2 separate regions of the Homo sapiens genome follow, and region 1 is linked to region 2. A link is an interaction called in ENCODE POLR2A ChIA-PET data of the cell type or tissue named here. Cell type or tissue: OCI-LY7. All regions are shown on one strand. Links, peaks and the distances in the headings refer to the core of each region. The heading gives the core; the rest is flanking DNA.

Region 1 (10,227 bases), core at 2,636-7,635, 140 kb before region 2:
GTACTTTTTCAATATTTGTTTTGATCTTTCAATTATATTATAGTTTTTCCTCACACATTTATTTATTCCTATGTGTTTTTAAATGTTTTTTATTTTTGATTTTAGTTGAAATTTGAGTGGAATCTCTTTTTCCCATAATTTTTTTTCTTTGGCTATTAGGAAAGTAATATATGCATGTTTGTAGGTGTGTGTGTTTAATGTTTGTCTTGGAACTGACTAACTTGCAGGTCTCTATTATTAATCCTAGTGGTTTTTCAGTTATTATCTAGGTATGCAGTTACCTTATTTGCAAATAATGATAGTTTTGTCATTTCTTTTTTACTATTTTAAAAATATATACAGTATATTTAGGTGTATCATATGTGTATATTTTAATACTAAGTATATTGTTAGCTCTATTCTGATAGGTACACTTTATCTAATTTTTTTTTTTTTGAGATGCAATTTTGCTCTTGTTGCCAAGGCTGAAGTGCAATGATGCGATCTCGGCTCACTGCAACCTCCGCCTCCCTGGTTCAAGCGATTCTCCTGCCTCAGCTTTCTGAGTAGCTGGGATTACATGCGCTACCATGCTCAGCTAATTTTTTTGTATTTTTTAGTAGAGAGGGGTTTCACCATGTTGGTCAGGCTGGTCTCAAACTCCTGACCTCAGGTGATCCACCTGCCTCAGCCTCGCAAAGTGCTGGGATTACAGGCGTGAGCCACCGCGCCCAGCCTATCCTTTATTTAATGAAATTTGCTTCTATTCCAAGTATAGTATGTTGTGTTAAAAATAATAAATAGATATTTGTAATAATTATATTTTTCTCCTTTTATCTATTTTGTAGTCAAGTAAACTAATAATTTCCTTGTGTTGAATTTGTGTTGTTTTCTTGAAATAAGCATTTTTCATTCTGATTATAGTAACAATTAGACTTAAGGGCTGGGTGTGGTGGCTTATGCCTGTAATCCCAGCACTTTGGGAGACCAAGGCAGGAGGATTGCTTAAGGCCAGGATTTTGAAACCAGCATGGTCAACGTAGTGAGACCCCCATCTCTACCAAGACAAAAAATTAGCTAGGTATGGTGGTGCATGCCTGTAGTCCCAGCTACTCAAGACTATATTTTTGTCTGATAAATTCTTAGAATTGGAAATGCTGAATTGAAGGGAATACAATTCAGCTGGCTGAGGTGGAGGATCACTTGAGCCTGGGAGTTAGAGGCTGCAGTGAGTCATGATCGCGCCACTGAGCTCCAGCCTGGGTGTCAGAAAGAGACCCTGTCTCAAAAAAAAAAAAATTCGACTTAATATTTTATTTAGGATATTTACATACATAGATATTTGGTTTAGGTATTAAATCATGCAATTAGATTTTATATTAGATTATGTAAAACTTTTGGAAAGAACTGTGAGGTTTTCTTACGCTTTGAAAATTTTAACAACAAAGAAATTATCTGTTTTTGTTTCTTGAAATGTTGTTAAATTCACTTATAAAATGATATTAGATGGTTATAAAGGTAGGTCTTTATTACTTTTTCAATTTCTTCTATTAAAAGTTATTGTTCTATCTGGCCAGGCATGGTGGCTCACGCCTGTAATCCCAGCACTTTGGGAGGCTGAGGCAGATGGATCATTTGAGGTCAGGAGTTTGAGACCAGCCTGGCCAACATTGCAAAACCCTGCCTCTACTAAAAATACAAAAATTAGCTGGGTGTGGTGGTGCACACCTGTAATCCCAGCTACTCGGGAGGCTGAGACACAAGCATTGCATGAACCCAGGAGGTGGAAGTTTCAGTAAGCCAAGATCGTGCCACTGCACTGCAGCCTGGGTGACAGAGCAAGACTCTGTCTCCAAAAAATAAATAAATAAATAAATAAAATAAATAAATAAATCCAGGGATCAAGATAAAGACAGATTTTCTGGAGAGAGGAGAGAAGTAAGTATACGGAGTTCCTGCTGGAGTCAGGCAGTCCTGTAGTCCTGGGACCAAATACCTGCATTGTGACTAGGAGGAAGTTAGAGGCCTCTTTATTTTTTTATTATTTTTATTTTTTTAATGGAGATGGAAAAAGAAAAGTTATTGGTCAATCTGTTTTTTCCCTCTTCTTGAGTCAAATTTTGATTAATTAAATATTAGCTATTTAATTACCAAATAATTAATTTGTTACTTTACTTTCCTTCAAAATTGTTTGTTTCAAAGTGTGGTCTAGCAACCCCTAGAAGTCCTTGCAAGGGGTTCACGAGGTCAAAAGTATTTTTATAGTTTATAATAATTTGCTTTTTTCACTCTCATTCTTTTAAGAGTATACAGTGGAGTTTTCCAGAGGCTATGTGATTACAGCAAATTGAATGTAGAGGCAGAATGAAAATCCAGGTATCTCCTATTAAGATGTATATTAAAGAGATTTGCAAAAATGTACCACAGCATCAGTTTTCTCACTAAATTATTTTGTTTGAAAAATATATTTTTCAAGAAAAGTTATTTATGTTAACACATAATGGATTTATTACTTTGTCATTAATTTTTAATGAATTAATAAATATTTTTTAGGCCAGGCACGGTGGCTCACGCCAATAATCCCAGCACTTTGGGAGGCCAAGGCAGGCAGATCACCTGAGGTCAGGAGTTCAAGACTAGCCTGGCCAACATGGTGAAACCCCATCTCCACTAAAATACAAAAATTAGCTAGATGTGGTGGCGGGCACCTGTAATCCCAGCTACTTGGGAGGCTGAGGCAGGAGAATCGCTTGAACCTGGGAGGCAAAAGTTGCAGTGAGCCGAAATCTTGCTGTTGCACTCCAGCCTGGGTGACAGAGCGAGACTCAGTCTCAAAAAAAATAATTTAATTTATGGTTTTAATTGCTAATATGGTAAATATTGATAGCTATAACCAACATAAACAAAAGCTACTTGAGGTTCTTAAAAACTTAAGAATGTAGGCTTGGCGTGGTGGCTCACACCTGTAATCCCAGCACTTTGCGAGGCCAAGGCAGGTGGATCACCTGAGGTCAGGAGTTTGAGACAAGCCTGGCCAACATGGCGAAACCCCATCTCTACTAAAAAAATACAAAAATTAGCCAGGCATGGTGGCGCGTGCCTGTAGTCCCAGCTACTCAGGAGGCTGAGGCAGGAGAATCGCTTGAGCCCAGGAGGAGAGGTTGCAGTGAGACGAGATTGTGTCATTGCACTCCAGCCTGGGCAACAGAGTGAGTCTCTGTCTCATAAAAAAAAGAATGTAATGGGTCCTTAACCAAACTGTTAGAGAACCACTGATCTACATATAACAATTTAATTTTTTTGAAGGTGCCTGTACTCATCTTCTATAATTCTTTAAATCTTCTTTGAATAGAATAGTCTACTGTACGTGTGTATATATCTTCATCTATATATATAATTACATTTTACATGCATTTTTGTTTTTACACATTTATTGTGTGTTCATGTGTGTTTGTCAGCAGAACTGCAACTTAAATGGAAGCACTGACCTACTTGGTGTTTTGGTTCTTTCTTGTGGCTGATTTTGTCCACAGGCCAAGTTTCTATAAGTGATTTAGTTATGTGAGCTAGTGGATTTCTGATGATAGTGTTGGATGAAAGGCACAGAGTTCCGTAGCCACAGGCAGGAACAGTTGGTGGGAGATGGGTGGTCCTCCAGGGAAGCTGCCATCACAGGTCAGCCTTATCCTCTGATGGTTGTGCTGGATTTCTTGCAACTTGTATTGTGCTCAAGGCAGGAACTCAGAGGTATCCTTAGAATGGGGCTTCACTGTACAAAGTCCTGGCCACTATAAATGTTTCAGAGAAGATGCTGGCTCTCTAAAACCAAATTCAAAGAGGGAGTACATTTGCACTTCTCAGCCACACCCGGCTGCCAACAGATGTTTGAGATCCTTGTTTCACTGAGGTTATTAACTCTAGAGTTACCTGAAATTCAGTTGCTATGTGTGTTCTCTCTCATTTTCATATGACACTAAAGAACAGTACTGAGCCATATCTGTCTTCATTTATCTATCCCAGAGCCTTTTCTTTATTGTAACTGTTGTGTCTTTTCTGATCCCCCTCCCTGCTTCTACTCCTACCCCACCCCACTTGCAGAATTTCCTCTTGTTATTTCCAATCAAATCCTTCATTTCTAAACAAACATCAGCACCTACAGTGTTGGAAGATGCAATACAATTTCCTTAAAACTCACAACATAAAAATAGCAATTCCAGGAACTGGAGTAATAGAGCTGTAAAACCTAATTTGGCCCCACAGATTCATTCTATGCTGATCTGTCCTTGCTTTTCCCCTCTTGACTTGTCCAAAAAGAAGATCTTCAACCTTTTCAATGCTATCTAAAAGTTCTTATTGCCAAAGTAGAGAGAAAACCTAGAGTTAAATGATCTCTTCTTATGTCTCACTTCATTTTCTTTTTTCTCAACCATGTAGGGAAAGAAAAGAGGATTTTGATGGGTTTTTAAACATGGCCAACATAGGTTTTATTTATCAGAGGAGACACCTAGATTCAGTCTGTTACATTCATTTAATCACACGTCTGACATCCAAGCCTTTGGGGAAAAGAAGAAAGTTTTGAGATGGGGAGGTGGCGGGGGTGAGGAGATGGTGGTGGTGCAAGAGTCAACTAAGTGGTAGATCAAACAGTGGTTATAGGAAAATATTCCCCCTTCCTCTCTTACCTTCCTCTTTTTTGCCACCACGCCTGAGACACAAGGAGAGGCAGATGTTCAAGGTTATAGCATGCTGCCACAACCCTGACACACGGTGAGGCACAGGCCCTGATGGAGCAGAAGCTTAAGGCACTAGCATGCTGGGGATGGGGAGGAGGAGAAGGAGGAAATCTTAGGCAGTGGTCTGGATAGAGAGAAGGAAGAAGAATTTCTCTTGTCACTAACCTCCTTATTGAGCCCAGTTTCCAAATGGCTATTACAGTGCAAGAAAAAATTACATAAATGTTTGTATGTATGTATGCATATGTGTATGTGTATGTGTATGTGTATGTGTATGTGTATGTGTATGTGTATGTGTTGGGAGAAGAGTTTGGAGCAGGGGGTACTGCTAAATGCCTCCAGCTGCCCACACAACTATTGTCATTTTTCTATTGTCATTATTCTCAGTCTATATTTATTTTATCTTTGTTATTATAAATGAGTCCAAGAGATGTGTAAGATTCAAAAGAATATAGTTTGAAGGGCATTGGTGGTGATTTAGAAACCTCAACATCACTGCCAATCAGCAAGTCCTGCCAATCTGTGTTCTCAATAGTTCTTAAAGTTGCCTACACTTTATCATCACTAGCATTGCTGTAATATATTTTTTCTTGCTTGAATTACTGCTTTAGTTTACGACAAATCTTCCTTTTCTTTAATTCCCATCTTTTTCTTCTAATTCACAATGCAACCAGAGTGGGCATTCCTGAAGACAAATATGATCATGCTACTTCATTCCTTAAAATCCTTCTGTGGGACCATATTGCCTTAAGGGGAATATCTAAACCCCTTAGTATGGGTCCAGTAGTTCTGTGATCTAAGTCCTGCTTCCTCCTTTGCATTTCCCAGCCACACATCCTCAGTTCTTTAGGGACCACTGACATAGTCCCCAGAACCTTCCCAGTGCTCTCTGGCATTTGCACCTTTGGGTTTCCTCTGTTTGGAACATACTTTCCACGTTTTTCACCCTGTGAATTCTTTTTTTTTTTTTTTTTTTTTTAAGATGGAGTCTCACTCTGTTGCCCAGGCTGGAGTACAGTGGTGCAATCTCAGCTCACTGCAACTTCCGCCTCCCAGGTTCAAGCGATTCTCCTGCCTCAGTCTCCCTAGTAGCTGGGATTACAGGTGCGCACCACCACACCCGGCTAATTTTTGTATTTTTAGTAGAGATGGGGTTTCACCATGTTGGCCAGGGTGGTCTTGAACTCCTGGCCTCAGGTGATCCACCCTCCTCAGCCTCCCAAAGTGCTGGGATTATAGGCGGGAGCCCCAAGCCGGCCTGCCCTGTGAATTGTAAGTAGCTGATCCTTCGAAGCTCAGATTAGGTGTCACTTCTCCTGCAAGACTGAGCCGAGGATCCTTTACATGCCCCTCCTAAGTGTGTCTCTGTCTCAGCCCCCACCACTCTGTATTTTAATTATTTTCATTACTGTTACTATTAATAGCTTAATGTTTATTATCGTTTTGTCTTAGTTCATGGGTTTGCTCATGGGCAGAGACTGTTTTTTTATCTCTGCATTCTCAATTGCAATCTCACCACATAGGCAGTACCCCCTAAATAAATTGAATACCTTCCTCTTACGGTTTGAGAAACCCAGAGAGAGAAGCCACCTTGCTAGTGATCACATAAGAGAAGCAGAGCCTGCCTTTTGATCTAGTGTTTGTTTCCCTCCATCAGGAATTACAGACTCAGATGTCTATAAGAGCCAGATAGACAACAAAAATGAGAAAAGTGGGCTGGACACATTCTCTCATTTTTCTGGAAAATATGACTTTCTCACAGTATACTTTCCCATGTATGATAAAGAAATATTTTAGCACAAGACATATTTTCCTCTTAAACTACCACACAAGAAAAACAATAGTACAAAAATGATGGTTATATTGCAACTTGATGAATTATAGAAGATTCAAATATCAAATGTTTCTTTGTGCTGCCGCGAGTCTTGGCCTATACGTAAATGAATCACATCTCATGTTATGGTTTCAGTCTTTGGGTTCATGACCTAGCTTGGCAATCAAAACCTTCTGAACTTTCCAGTTTCATCTTTAATCGCTGAACCCCTAACCTCACTTATGAACACACATAACATACCCCAAAGTGTCCAACTTTACTGAATTGTAGTTTTGCAACACACCATTTTTAACACCTCTCTCTGTCTCTATCCTTTCTCCATCACCTCTGCTTGAATCAACTTCAATCCCTGTTCCTACTGTCACCCACTCTCATTATTTGGTACTAGATGAACCTCTAACTCAGAAAGCTCAAACACCATTCCCGGGCATAGACCTTCTGGTCTATGGTGTGTGTGTTAGTGTTAGCAGAGTACACAAGCACTTTAGCAAGCACTTATTCAACTGCCCCATTTAGGACTTGCCTAACATTCTCCAATAAAGTTAAACATAGTCCAGGATTAAATTGTGTTTTCTTAATTTTCCAGAGGTGACATACTGCCTCTGGTATCAAATTTGATTAAACCTGATAACTTTAATGCCATTTGCTTCTGTTGGGGAGGAAAAATTTTTTTGTTTACTCTAGAGAATAGATTTTTTTCTATTCACTAAGGGACAGAACATTTATCAAAATTATCTTGGTGATTTGAAAGGGAGAAATATACTTCTTTTTCCTTGCCAGAAGCAGGTCCAGGGCATTATTAGCTTGTGGTAACAATTGAATAATCCAGCAATGCTGACTTATTTGAGATTCAGCCTTTAAGCCCCTGCTGTGTGGTTAGTTCTGTCCAATCTGCTGGCATGCTGGAGCAGGGAGCCTGCAGAGGCTTTGGAAGGAAAAACCATTTAACAAGTCTCAGATACTAAAGACATTTGATTTAATTTCATGTGTTACACATGGTTACCTGGTTTCCCTTGGCAACCTCCAGTTCCGCCCTACTTTATAATTAGAGGATGGTGGGATACATTGCAGACTTGATGACATCACCTGGAAGTGACTTGTAGAGAACAGAGTTTGCTTCAAAAGAAGAGACACAAAGGTCACTAAGAAAAGACGGAAGAGTCTGAGGTTCCTTAAAGAAGAGACAGATAGCTCTCTATAGCTCAGATTTCATTGAAGAGGGAGGTTTCAGAACTAGCTATAGCAAAGCAGTTTGGAAATATGACGGAATGAGATCAAGTCCTGTAAATCTTTTAAGGTATAAATCTGAATTTTATTATTTGTAAAGTACAGATAAGGTTTCAGTTCAACAACAGTATTAATTACCATTTATTCAGTATTTGCCAGGAATATGACTTGGGTCTTTACAAACACATTAAATCATCACAATAGTCCTGCAAGGGAAGTATTAATATTTTTGTATATATAAGGACATGTGTTTATTGATCTCTTAAAGAAGGAGGCTGGGCCAGGAGAGGTGGCTCATGCCTGTAATCCCAGCACTTTGAGAGGCCGAGGTAGGCAGATCACTTAAGGTCAGGAGTTTCAGACCAGCCTGGCCAACATGATGAAACCCGGTCTCTACTAAAAATATAAAAATTAGCTGGATGTGGTGGCGGGTGCCTGTACTCCCAGGTACTTAGGAGGCTGAGGCAGGAGAATCGTTTGAAACGGGGAGGAGGAGGGTGCAGTGAGCCGAGATCGTGCTACAGCACTCCAGCCTGGGTGACAGAGTGAGACTCTGTCTCAAAATAAAAGAAAAAAAACAAAGAAAAAGAATGAGGCTGAAGGAAGGGCGGGACAAAATTAACTACAAGGTTTCAGTTTTAGGAGACCATTATTCTTTTTTTTTTTTTTTTTTGAATGCTCCCTAAGTCCCATAGGTCTCAGTCGTCTATTATAAAACAGTTTAATAACAGTGCCTATAAATGATTTCTTTAGGCATCCAGAAAAGTTTAAATTACAATCATCTTAGTAATTCTCTCATTTTACACATTAGAAAGTTGAGTCCCAGAAATTAAGTAAAACCTAAAGTTAGGTTTTCTGACTCATAGTAATTTGTGTGTTATAATACTATGATACTGTCTGGGTGCAGTGGCTCATGTCTATAATCGTAGCACTTTGGGAGGCCAAGGCGGGCGGATCACGAGGTCAAGATACTGAGACCATCCTGGCCAACAAGGTGAAACCCTGTCTCTACTAAAAATACAAAAATTAGCTGGGTGTGGTGGCGTGCACCTGTAGTCCCAGCTACTCGGGAGGCAGAGGCAGGAGGATTGCTTGAACCCAGGAGGTGGAGGTTGCAGTGACCCGAGATCACGCCATAGCACTCCAGCCTGGGCGACAGAGTGAGGCTCCGTCTCAAACAAACAAACAAACAGAACCATGATACTATGCCCATGCATTTTGAAATAAGGCTCTAATAAATGAAAGGAAAAAAGGAAGGGGTCTTGTAATACTACTACTATAAATGTATTAGGTTGAGCTAGCAGAGTAAACTAACACATCAGAAGGTACTGGTGAGACATTCAGGCACTGGTGTTACGGGATCCTTGGGGTGTTGCTTCGCCAGCTGGAAACCTCTGTGGACAGTGGCGTCTTTGCCCGAGTTTTTCTCTAGCCCGCTAGGCTCGTTCTGTCCACTCGGCCTGGCACGCTACGCCTGGGTCTGATGCCTGCCAAGGGCAAGCCAGGCGTGGAGCAGCGAGAGGTGTGTGAGTGAGCATGGGGTCCAGCCATCGCACACAGCAGGCACGCTGGCTGCAGTGGGGCAGGCAGCTCCACGCGCAGTCATGGCTCCCTGTGAAGCTGAGGCTGGACCAGAAATACCATAAACAGCTTCCACAGCTGACCCCGGGGAATATGGTGGCACCTGGAAATTTGGAGACGCTAGAAACCGCAGAGCCCTAAAGAGGGTGTCACGCCCTGGCTCAGGGAGCTCCTAGGTCTGGGTTCCCGGCCACAGCTCTTCTCTTCCTCTCTCTTCTCTCCTTCTCGTCCCCCGTGGTGAGCAAGGGGCGTGTTTCAGCCCTGTTTGTTTTACAGCTCTTTTAGCCCCACCATTTGTCAGGTCCTGAGTTCTTGTCTTGCGTCCAGGAAGAATGAGGTATGCAAACAAGTGGAGGATGAGCAAGATGAAAAGGAGCTTTATGGGCGTGGTGGCACGCGCCTGTAGTCCCAGCTACTTGAGAGGCTGAGGCAGGAGAAACACTTGAACTCGGGAGGCGGAGGTTGCAGTGAGCTGGTATCGCACCACTGCACTCCAGCCTGGTGACAGAGCAAGACTCCATCTCCAAAAAAAAAAAAAAAAAAAAAAGGAGCTTTATCAAGTGGTAGAACAGTTCAGAGAAGACCCACAGTGGGTAGGGTAGCTCCTCTGCATAGCCAGGGTGTCCCGATAAGTGTTCAGCTCTCAGCAGAGAGAGTAGCTCCTCTGTGCAGGCAGGTCGTCCTGTCATTCTTCAGCTCTCAGCAGAGAGGGTAGCTCTTCTCTGCAGGCAGGTCGTCTGTCATTTCTTCAGCTCTGAGCAGAGAGGAAAGCTCCTCTCTGCAGGCAGGTCGTCCTATCGTTTCTTCAGCTCTCAGCAGAGAGACTCTGGGGTGGATAGCTCCTCTCTGCTGTTGGTTGTCCCCTCATCTCTT
Region 2 (10,227 bases), core at 2,205-7,204:
GTGAAGACATCATAGTCTATGCCCTGTATCCCTAGCACTCCAGCACACGTGAGACCATATGCCATTTGCAAAGCATGTGATATATGATGGCATTGGTGGTTCTTCTCCTCATGCACAGCAGAATCACCCAGGGAGCTTTTACGTATACTGTTTTCTTGCTAGAATGTGGAGCAACTAGAATTCACAAACATTGCGGAGCAACTAGAATTCACAAACATTGCTAATGGGAGTATAAATTGGTAGAATCACTTTGAAAAGCAGTTTGGCAGCATCTACTAAAATTGAACCAAATCCTACCCTGCAATCCAGCAATTCTGCTCCTCAGTTTATACCCAGATAAAAGTGTGCGCACATGCACTGGAAGGCACATACAAGGATGTTTGCAGCAGCATTATTTGTAATTGCTCAAACTAGAAACAACTCAAATGCCCAGCAGAACAGACAAATTGTGATATACCCAGTTATGCAAATATAAAAAAATGTATGCTTTGTGATAATTCACTGAGTTGCACACATGACTTGTGCACTTTTTTGGCTATTTATATATTACTTCAACTAGAAAACAAAACTGGCTGGGCACGATGGCTCATGCCTGTAATCCCAGCACTTTAGGAGGCTGAGGCACAAGGATTGCTTGAGCCTAGGAGTTTAAGGCTGCAGTAAGCCATGACTGAACCACTGCACCCCAACCCTGGGCAATGGAGCAAGACCCTGTCTCAAAAACAAAACACACACAGAAAAAAAACAAAAAGCAAAACTGCTGCTTAGTTTCCCACCCCAGACCAATTAAATTAGAAGCCTGCGGGTGGGGCCCGGGACAGGTGTTTTCAGGAGTGCAGCCAGGGGTGAGAACACTGCCCTCTCCTTTGTTGGTGCCATTCCGTCCCAGGGGGAAGATCGAGGACTGTGTCTGGGTGCTGCTGAAAGTGCCTCTAGGTGGTGGGGGGACAGGGCTGTCTTCGGGAGGGAAGGAAGGCAACAGGAATGGCCCACACCTCCACACCTCTGAAAGTGAGGACAGGCTTCTCCCCTGAGGTAGTGAATGAAGACTACCACCAGCCTTCAGGGGCTGCTCCTGACCGTCCTCCCTTAAGCAATTCCTGAATTTAATTTCAGGCTTACTATTCAGAACAGTTGCAGCTTTTCGGTATTTTTATTTGCCTGGTCCTTTGTGGAGGTTTTGTCTCTTCATTTGTATTTTTGTGTTTTACTGTAGTGGCCTAGTTTAAATTCTTTTCTGTCTTCCTTTTAATACTATAATCTCTTAGCCTACAAATTAAACAACCACATCCAATTGTGCCATCATCTGCCAGGTGGTGTGGGCTGGTTTTCTAACTCTTGTCCTACATGTGAGGGACAAATTCTGAATGCATGCCACTCTTAGTCTTCGCTATTCGCGACTATTCTCAATTAAGAAAAGGCTTATAAACGTGGAGACCCTTTAGTATCTCCTGACTTTATTCTGATTTCTTTTTTCTATGGATCTCCTCTGTGGAGATATTCTGGTTTCATAAATGAAAAACATTTATGGGTCAAGCTATGTAGCTTGATAAAAGATCCTACTACAATTTTAACAAATCAGGGGTTTTACCAAAATAATACCACTAGACCTCAACTTAAATAGCATTTTAACAAGACTGTGGCCTCTTTAACATTTGTTAAAATAGCTAGATATAGATTTTTAAAGTTATTTTTATTACATAATATTGAAGATATTATCAAAAGAAATAAACTTTGTTATAATTCTAAACTCATAGCAAAAATTATATAGATTTTGTGTATTATATAGATTATATAAGGACCTTGAAATAATGCACAAATGTCTTTCTAGATGCAAACACATTCTTCATATGACCATTATAATTTCTGAAAGAAAATCTGTATACATACATATGTATTATGTGGGAAAAAAAAGCCATCTACTGTGGCTATCATCGGATTATGAATGATTTCACATGTTTTCACTTTTTTTTTTTTTTTTTTTTTTTTTTGAGGTGGAATCTCACTCTCGTCCAGGCTGGAGTACAGTGGTGCCATCTCGGCTCACTGCAACCTCTGCGTCCTGGGTTCAATCAATTCTCCTGCCTCAGCCTCCTGAGTAGCTGGGATTACAGGCACATGCCACCATGTCCGTCTACTTTTTGTATTTTTAGTAGAGGTGGAGTTGCACCATGTTGGCCAGGCTGGTCTCAAGCTCCTGACCTCAGGTGATCCACCTCCCAAAGTGCTGGGATTACAGGCATGAGCCACCGCGCCCGGCCTGTTTTCACTTTTGTTTGTATTTTTTTGCTTCAGTAAAAAAGAGTTGAGAATAAGTAGAAAATAAGAAATATAGGCATCCTTCTGTATGTTGCAATGAAGGTCTTAATAGCAAAGAAACTGGCTTCTGGGACCAGCAGTATCAGCATCACCTGGGAACTTGTTAGAAATGCAAATTCTTGAGCCCACCCCAGACCTGCTAAATTAGAAACTCTGGGGGTAGGTCCAGCAATCTGCTTTAAGGAAACCTCAAGGTGACTCTGATGCATACTAAATTTGAAGACCACTGTTCTAAAGGATAGCACAAAACCAATTTGGCAAATGCTTAAGAGAGATCCAGTCTGGGAATAGATGTTTTGTTTTGTTCAATTTGGTCTCTGCCCCTTCCCTTCCTCAGCCAACCCGATTCATCTTGCTGCAATCAAACCTGTACCAGTGTTTCTCAACCCTGGCTGGGGAGCTCTTAAAAATGCCTGTGCCCAGGTGTCTCTCCAGGCCAATCTAATCACACCCTCTGTGGATGGGTCCCGGGCATCCAGGTGCTCCTGCTGTGCGCCAGGCTTGACAAATTCTGTTCTATATTCAGGTACTTTTGCGGTTGAAACAGATGATTGTTAACACCTGCCCTCAACTTCTTTCATTTATTTCCTGCAGACTCTGTGAAGCAGAACTCGGGCCTCTAGCGTCTGCTAGTCTAGATCTAAAGGTGTTTCCTGAGGGACAGTTTGGCCTGGCATGCAGGTACCTCTGCAGACCACAACAGTGCACCGAAAACACCCCCTCCCAGCACGCACACAAGTCTGGCTCCTCAGCCAAACATCAAACACCAACACTGCTGCCCATGCCAGATGCCAAGTGAGATAATGTGTGTTATACCCTTAGTGTGTTACAAAGAGAAAAGATTAATAAATGTTAGCTATCCTTATCTTCATTATCTAAATAAGGCATGTGGATCTCTTTTCATTTAAACTCACAAAATACCTGCTTAGAAGGCCTATCATGGTTGTTTCATCTTGAATTTTGTAACCATCAACTTTCATGTGAAGCCAGTGAGGGACCACTCACAGTCATGAGGGATGTTCTAAGCCAGCAGTTCTTAAAATGTGTATCACACGGGATCTTGTTAGAAATGTAAACTCTGGGCCCGGCACGGTGGCTCACGCCTGTAATCCCAGCACTTTGGGAGGCCGAGGCAGGCGGATCACGAGGTCAGGAGATTGAGACCATCCTGGCTAACACAGTGAAACCCCGTCTCTACTAAAAATACAAAAAATCAGCTGGGCGTGGTGGGCACCTGTAGTCCCAGCTACTCGGGAGGCTGAGGCAGGAGAATGGCGTGAACCCGGAAGGCGGAGCTTGCAGTGAGCCGAGATCACGCCACTGCACTCCAGCCTGGGTGACAGAGCAAGACTCCGTCTCAAAAAAAAGAAAAGAAAAGAAATGCAAACTCCGCTAGGCCTGGCGGCTTGTGCCTGTAATCCCAGTGCTTTAGGAGGCTAAGGTGGGAGAATTCTTCAGCTCAGGAGTTCAAGACCAGCCTGGGGAACATAGTGAGACCGCCCCCCACTGCCCCCACTCCACCACTTCCCTGCTCATAAATGAATGAGTAAAAAGAAATGCAAATTCTTTATTTTATTTATTGTTTTTGAGACAGGGTCTCACTCTGTTGCCCAGGCTGGAGTGCAGTAGCTCCATCTCGGCTCACTGCAGCCTCCATCTCCTGGGTTCAAGTGATTCTCCTGCCTCAGCCTCCCGAGTAGCTGGGATTACAGGCACCTGCCACCATGCCCAGCTGATTTTTGTATTTTTAGTAGAGGTGGGGTTTCACCATGTTGGCCAGGCTGATCTGGAACTCGTGGCCTCAAGCCATCCACCCGCCTCAGCCTCCCAAAGTGCTGGGACTACAGGTATGAGCCACCATGCCCAGCCAAGAAATGCAAATTCTTGAGGCCTACCTCAGTACTACTATATCAAAAACCCTGGAGGTGGTGCCCAGCCACCCATTTTCACAAGGCCCCCTGTGTTTCTGATGCATGCTCAGGTTTAAGAACTGCTGCTCTAAGCCTTCAGCCTCTCGAGCTTGTTGGAAATGCATGACCTCAGGCCCCACCCCAGATGACTGATTTAGAATCCCCAGGTCATTCAGATGCACATTAGAGCTTGAAAAGCACTGCTCTCGACTGTCCCCCACGGTCAGATTAGAATTAGAGCACCAGAAAGGGGTACTCTTAGATCAAAGCTTCTCGGCACCCCACAGAAATGCTGTCACAAGACAACAATTTAGGTGTAAGAAATCAACACATGAAAGACATTTCTGTATCTGTGAAAAAGAATTTTACTGCCATTCACCATCCCTGGATAAAGATTCTGTCAGCTTTCTTAGAGTTTAGAGCAAGCACGTGTGTCCTTTTTTAGAAAAGAAGGTGAAGTTATGAAACTCATGATACCTAAATTGCCAGGACACTTTCATTTTAGCTCAATTCTTTTTTTATTTTTTGAGATGGAGTCTCGCTCTATTGCCCAGGTTGGAGTGTAGTGGCGTGGTCTCGGCTCACTGCAACCTCCGCCTCCTGGGTTCAAGTGATTCTCCTGCCTCAGCTTCCCGAGTAGCTGGGATTACAGGTGCCCGCCACCATGCCTGGCTAATTTTTGTATTTTTAGTAGAGACAGGGTTTCACCATGTTGGCCAGGCTGGTTTTGAACTTCTGACCTCAAGTGATCTGCCTGCCTCGGCCTCCCAAAGTGCTAGGATTACAGACATGAGCTACGGCGCCCAGCATTTTAGCTCAATTCTAAGAAATATTCTTAGTCTAGGTTTTCTCATATAGCTCTCTCTTCTCTTGCTTAAAGTGATCTTTGCTTTCCATTCTTGTTTTAACAATCTATTATGGCTGCATTTTTTAAATAAGTAGCTTCAAATATTGTGTGAGAACATAAGGAGAAATATCTTTTCCTCACCCATCGCTAGGTTTACAGTGGAGAAAGCTCTATAACAAAAGACAGATTAACAAGAGAAAAACATGCAAATTTATTTGGTATGTTTTATGTGACACAGGGGCCTTTTAAGCAAATGAATACCCAAAGAAACAGACTTGTGTATTATTGCTGGCTTTGATGAAGAGTGGACGGTCATGGAGAAATATAACAGGACAAAGGGGATATGATCTAATGATAATAAACTGCAGGGAGCTTAGCAACATACGTTTGTTCAAATTCTTCTTTGTGTTCCTATGTCTTCAGAGATAAGAATGTTCCTTTCTTCTGACCGGGCACGGCACGGTGGCTCACTCTTGTAATCCCAGAACTTTGGGAGGCTGAGGTGGGCAAATCGCTTGAGCCCTGGAGTTCGAGACCAGCCTAGACAACATGGTGAAACCCTGTCTCTACTAAAAATACAAAAATTAGCCAGGCTTGGTGGCACATGCCTGTAATCCCAGCTACTTGAGAGGCTGAGGCAGGAAAATCACTTGAACCCAGGAGGCAGAGGTTGCAGTGAGCTGAGATCGCGCCACTGCACTCCAGCCTGGGTGACAGAGTGAGACTCTGTCTCAAAAAAAAAAAAAAAAAAAAGAAAAGAAAAAAGACTGTTCCTTTCTTCTGGATATAGGGAGGGCACCTCTTGAATAAAAGTCTTATGATCTGCTTCAGGGCAGAAGGGCAGGGAAGGGTCAGAGAGACCTTCCAGTAAATGGCTTCTCAAATTCCTTCAGCTTGAAATACTCAGTGTGCCAAGGTGCTGTATTTTGGGGATACCATGTCCTGAACCACATCAGGGCTACTAAGAAATGAATGTCTGTGCTATGTCTTGAAGCATCTCTGCCTGGATAGAGCACAGTGACCCCAAGAGCTCCATTCAGATTCCCTTTGCTCCATGAAGTGTTCCTGCTGTTCCCTGGACAGCTGTAATTAATATGGCCCCAGATAACACAGTTTGTGATTTATCATTATACATCACACTCTGCCTTATATTTTGAGGTATGTTTGTAAAGTGCTTAGGGTAGTGTAGGAACATACTACACACTCAAATGATGATGATGGCCATTATTATTGCTGTTGTTTATGTATATATATGTGTCATTCCTACTCAACTGTAAGCCTTGTTGGGGTGAGGAGAGGACCTTATTTACTGATGGATTCCCAAGCGAGCCTGGTTTATGCTGCACTCATAACAGTTTCTTACATATAACATTAATGAGAATAAATATTAGAGTACTTTGAAAAGGAAGACATGATTTATTATCATGAATTGGAGCATTGGGTCTCAGCTAATCCTATCCAAAAGAAGCTGTTTGACCAACAAGAGCACCACATCCCCTAGCCTCAGCCCCAGAGGGCAGCAGAAAAAAAAAGGAAGTGAAGGATAAATGTCACCGAAATTCTCAGTGAAACAGAAGAAACTCTGACCAAAACCAAAATGGAACCCACTGAAAATGTTAATGGTCATTTTTAGTAAGTCACAAGAAGGTTAAGAAATGCTATTTTAATAAGTAGAACAATTTCATTTTCCATATAGCCTTGGAAATTGAGATCTAGATGGTTTCTTTTACCTAGTCTCACATCAACTTTGCACCTCTTTAGCTGAAAGCAATATGGTTTCGCCTTCATAACTTGTGGAAAAAAAGAAGCAAAAGGGATAATATCTTAAGTAATTGTTTACAAGAGAAAAGCACGTTGGAAGTGAATGTTATATGTAGGATTATCCAACATAGTATTCTGGGAGGAAAAAGTTCAGACAGGAGAAGAAAATTGAGCAAAGAATAAGTTTGCATGATGTATAGAAGCAGGTTCATGGAGAAACCAATAAAGTCTGAGCCCCAGCTTCTTCCAACACCCCAAGAGGGGCCCTAGCGATTTTGTGTTTACAATTATGCATTAGTGTTCATGAAAAGGGCTTCCTAAGGTGCATACGTTTCAGGCTCTATAAAACTTGAACCACTCCTGATGAAATGCCTGTAAATTTGTGTAGCTCTTGTTTCTCAGCTTTACCTTTTTGCAATCATTTAGCTCTGCCTTGCTAAATGAAGTGATGCAACAACTGGGGACTTGGCCATAAGGAAGAAGGTCCTTGGAGAACTGCTATTTGGGGAGATTATCACAGCTGAGTTCAAAGTAGTAAAATGTGGACACTAGTATGGTTTTCATCAAGGATTATCATTGTACTTCTAGGGTAGTGATTCCCAACCAGGGGCAAATTCTACCCCCAGCGGGGAGGGCTGCTACTGGCATCTAGTGGGTAGAGGCCAAGGATACTGCTAAACATCTTATAATCCACAGGGCAACCTCCACAGCAAAGAATTATCTGGCACCATATCTGGTTAGTGCTGAGGTTTAGAAACTGTTCTAGGGTGCTCCTTTTACTACAAGTCAATTGACAATCCAAGTTGTCAAAATGAATGACCAGCAGCGTAAGGTAACATCTCAAAGGCATTCTGTCTCAAAGGCATTTGTTGGGTCTGTCATAAACCATTGTTCATCATATATCTGGCTCTTCCTTCTGTACACACACATAGGAAGGTTGTTAGGGCAGTGACTTGAACGAAAACTGGTGGAAACCTGTCTGATGCTAACGGCTGCGAAACAGGGAGTCCTAGAATTACAGGCACCGGAGTGGTGCTTTGTTGTGCAAACCCTGATCAAAAGATCAGCCTCCCTAAAACTAGAGTTTAGACACTTCCTTCACGGATGTGAATGTCCACACAATGTTAATGGAAATGTCAATCCCTCTCCCCAGCTGCTGAGATCCCACTCCCAGGCTGCTGAACCCTACCAGTTAAAGTCCCAGAGTTACCAATGGACTGCCCCAAATTCCTGCCCTTGGACCTTTGCTGGTCCTTTACCACCTCATGGCCTTCCTTCTAGTCCCCTTCTGACTATCTCTGTAATAGTCCCATGGCGGCTCATTTCCCCAAAGCCCCTAAACCATCCTTTCCCTGTTACCCTTCTGTGGATGCCTACACCTCCTGCTTCCCTGAGATGAGTTACAGTAGTAATCACAGCTGCTACCATGTATGCAGCAGCCATAAGCACTAGGCTGGCGCCATAACTACACTTCATCTGCGAGGCGAGTATCAATAACCTTGTCTTGCAGATGATGAATCCCGGGTTTAAAGAGGCAACTTCCTCCAAGTCACAATGCAGGCACTTGGTCCTCCAAGTCACAATGCAGGCACTTGGTCCCAGGACTGCCTGGCTCCAGTAGGAACTCCCTATGCTTACTTCTCTCCTCTCCCCAGAAAAATCTGTTTTTATATTGATCCCTGGATTTATTTTTTCTTTCTTTCTTTCTTTCTTTCTTTCTTTCTTTCTTTCTTTCTTTCTTTCTTTCTTTCTTTCTTTCTTTCTTTCTTTCTTTTTCTTCTTCTTTTTGAGATGGAGTCTTGCTTTGTGGCCCAGCTGGAGTGCAGTGGAGCAATCTCAGCTCACTGCAACCTCTGCCTCCCAGGTTTAAGTGATTCTCCTGCCTCAGCCTCCTGAGTAGCTGGGATTACAGGCATGCACCACCACGCCTGGCTCATTGTTTTTTTGTATTTTTAGTACAGTTGGGGTTTTGCCATGTGGGCCAGGCTGGTCTCGAACTCCTGACCTCAGGTGATCTGCCCACCTCGGCCTCCCAAAGTGCTGGGATTATAGGCGTGAGCAACCGTGCCCGGCCAATCCCTGGATTTTAGATGAGGAAAAGTTCTTTCAAACCAAAGTTGACTCCTCCATCTTGATCTTGTTCTGCTGTCTCCCACTGTCCTTCACTCTGTCTTTTATCTATCACAGCCTCCTAGCTCCTCTCTAGCGGCTCCTTCCTTTACAAATGCACCCCCGACCCTGCTTCACGAGCAAAGTCCTGCCTCATCTGCTTCCTTTGCTTCACTGTCAACTTGTCAAAGGTAAGAGGGTCTCAGTTTGGCCACTCGTCTGCTCCCTCATTCATTTCCTGTCCTGTCCATGAACAAAGTCTTGCTCTCTTCCCTGGCCCCGTGCCTCAGGATGGTGATTTGTCTGTGTACCCTTGGGACCCTCTGCTCTCTCTGGATGGAGACCATGTCTACCTCCCACCCTTTTGTTTCTCAGTGCCTGGGACAGTGCCCTGAAGAGTGTGCGTGATGGGGATGACCTCACATTCAGACCAAGGCAAAAACCAGATAAACCCCTCCCTCCCAGGGGGCCAGGGAGATGGCTGAAGCAGGGCTCCTAGGGAAATTCCTTCGGGCTGGAGCTCTATTCAACAGAATGACAACACACTATTGACATATTTAGAGCAGTGATTACCTCATGGAAATACCCTATTTTCACCAGGGACTGAGATCCAAGCTTCATATCTAAATGTCATGTATCTCTTCACTATAACTGAGGCTCTGAGAAAACAGAAACACATGACTACATACTAGGGGATTCAATTCCTGTTTTTCCTTCCTGTTTGTCCTCTTCTAAAATAAAAAAAAGAAACTTCTTGGTATTGTTATCCTGAGGGTATATTACTCCTACATATGTGGAGATAAAGTTAAATGAAACAAGTAGTTTCTGAGCTGTTGGCAGTAAAGGCCATCCATTTTTAAAAGGAAATTAAGTAACATCTAAATCTATATTTGATGGCAAAGATCCCTGCTCTGGGTAATTCCATTCTCATACCCTCTCCACTGAAATGTCTGTAGGAATTTCCATAAGTTGGTATTAGGCTTCTGTCTAACCTTCATCCATCTATCTACTGGTTCATTCCTTAATTCAATAAATCTTTATCCAACCTGTATGCTCAGTCATTGGACAAGAGAGAAGAAAGACACTGTGCCTGTTCTCAAAGAGCGAAGTCTAACGTGGCACCTACAATTCAGGGTGACAGGTGCTGGATAAGAGAAATGTAGGGTGTGGCAGGAACATCCACATAGACGCTGACCCCAGACTTGGGGGCAGCCAGTCAGGGACAGTTTCTAGGAGAAAGTAACATCTAAGGTAAACTCTAAAAGCGGTAGGTGAAGGTGG

The links. ChIA-PET counts read pairs that join two places held together with the same protein. Peaks named below come from ENCODE experiments on the same cell type or tissue, not always from the same donor. Only the 100,000 strongest peaks of a DNase experiment are listed, where the experiment ranks them.
Region 1: POLR2A ChIA-PET joins it to region 2 with 6 read pairs; 2 of 35 experiments call an interaction of 5 or more read pairs at or near these places.

The regions. Positions count from the first base shown.
Region 1 is chr2:60,973,886-60,984,112 of GRCh38, reverse strand. All of the region lies in intron 4 of PUS10 (pseudouridine synthase 10), which reads left to right. Among named protein-coding and RNA genes, the nearest start is that of PEX13, 39 kb to the left of the region's middle. In OCI-LY7, for the core only: no CTCF peak of the experiment used is centred there; DNase peaks (open chromatin) are centred at 3,822 and 4,692; H3K4me3 peaks cover 1,112 bases; H3K27ac peaks cover 3,790 bases.
Region 2 is chr2:60,833,749-60,843,975 of GRCh38, reverse strand. No RefSeq gene overlaps it. Among named protein-coding and RNA genes, the nearest start is that of REL-DT, 42 kb to the left of the region's middle. RefSeq lists enhancers at 2,488-2,907, 9,378-9,497, 9,608-9,657, 9,688-9,747. In OCI-LY7, for the core only: a CTCF peak has its summit at 4,479; DNase peaks (open chromatin) are centred at 2,445, 2,865, 3,735, 4,385 and 1 weaker place; H3K4me3 peaks cover 3,475 bases; H3K27ac peaks cover 4,859 bases.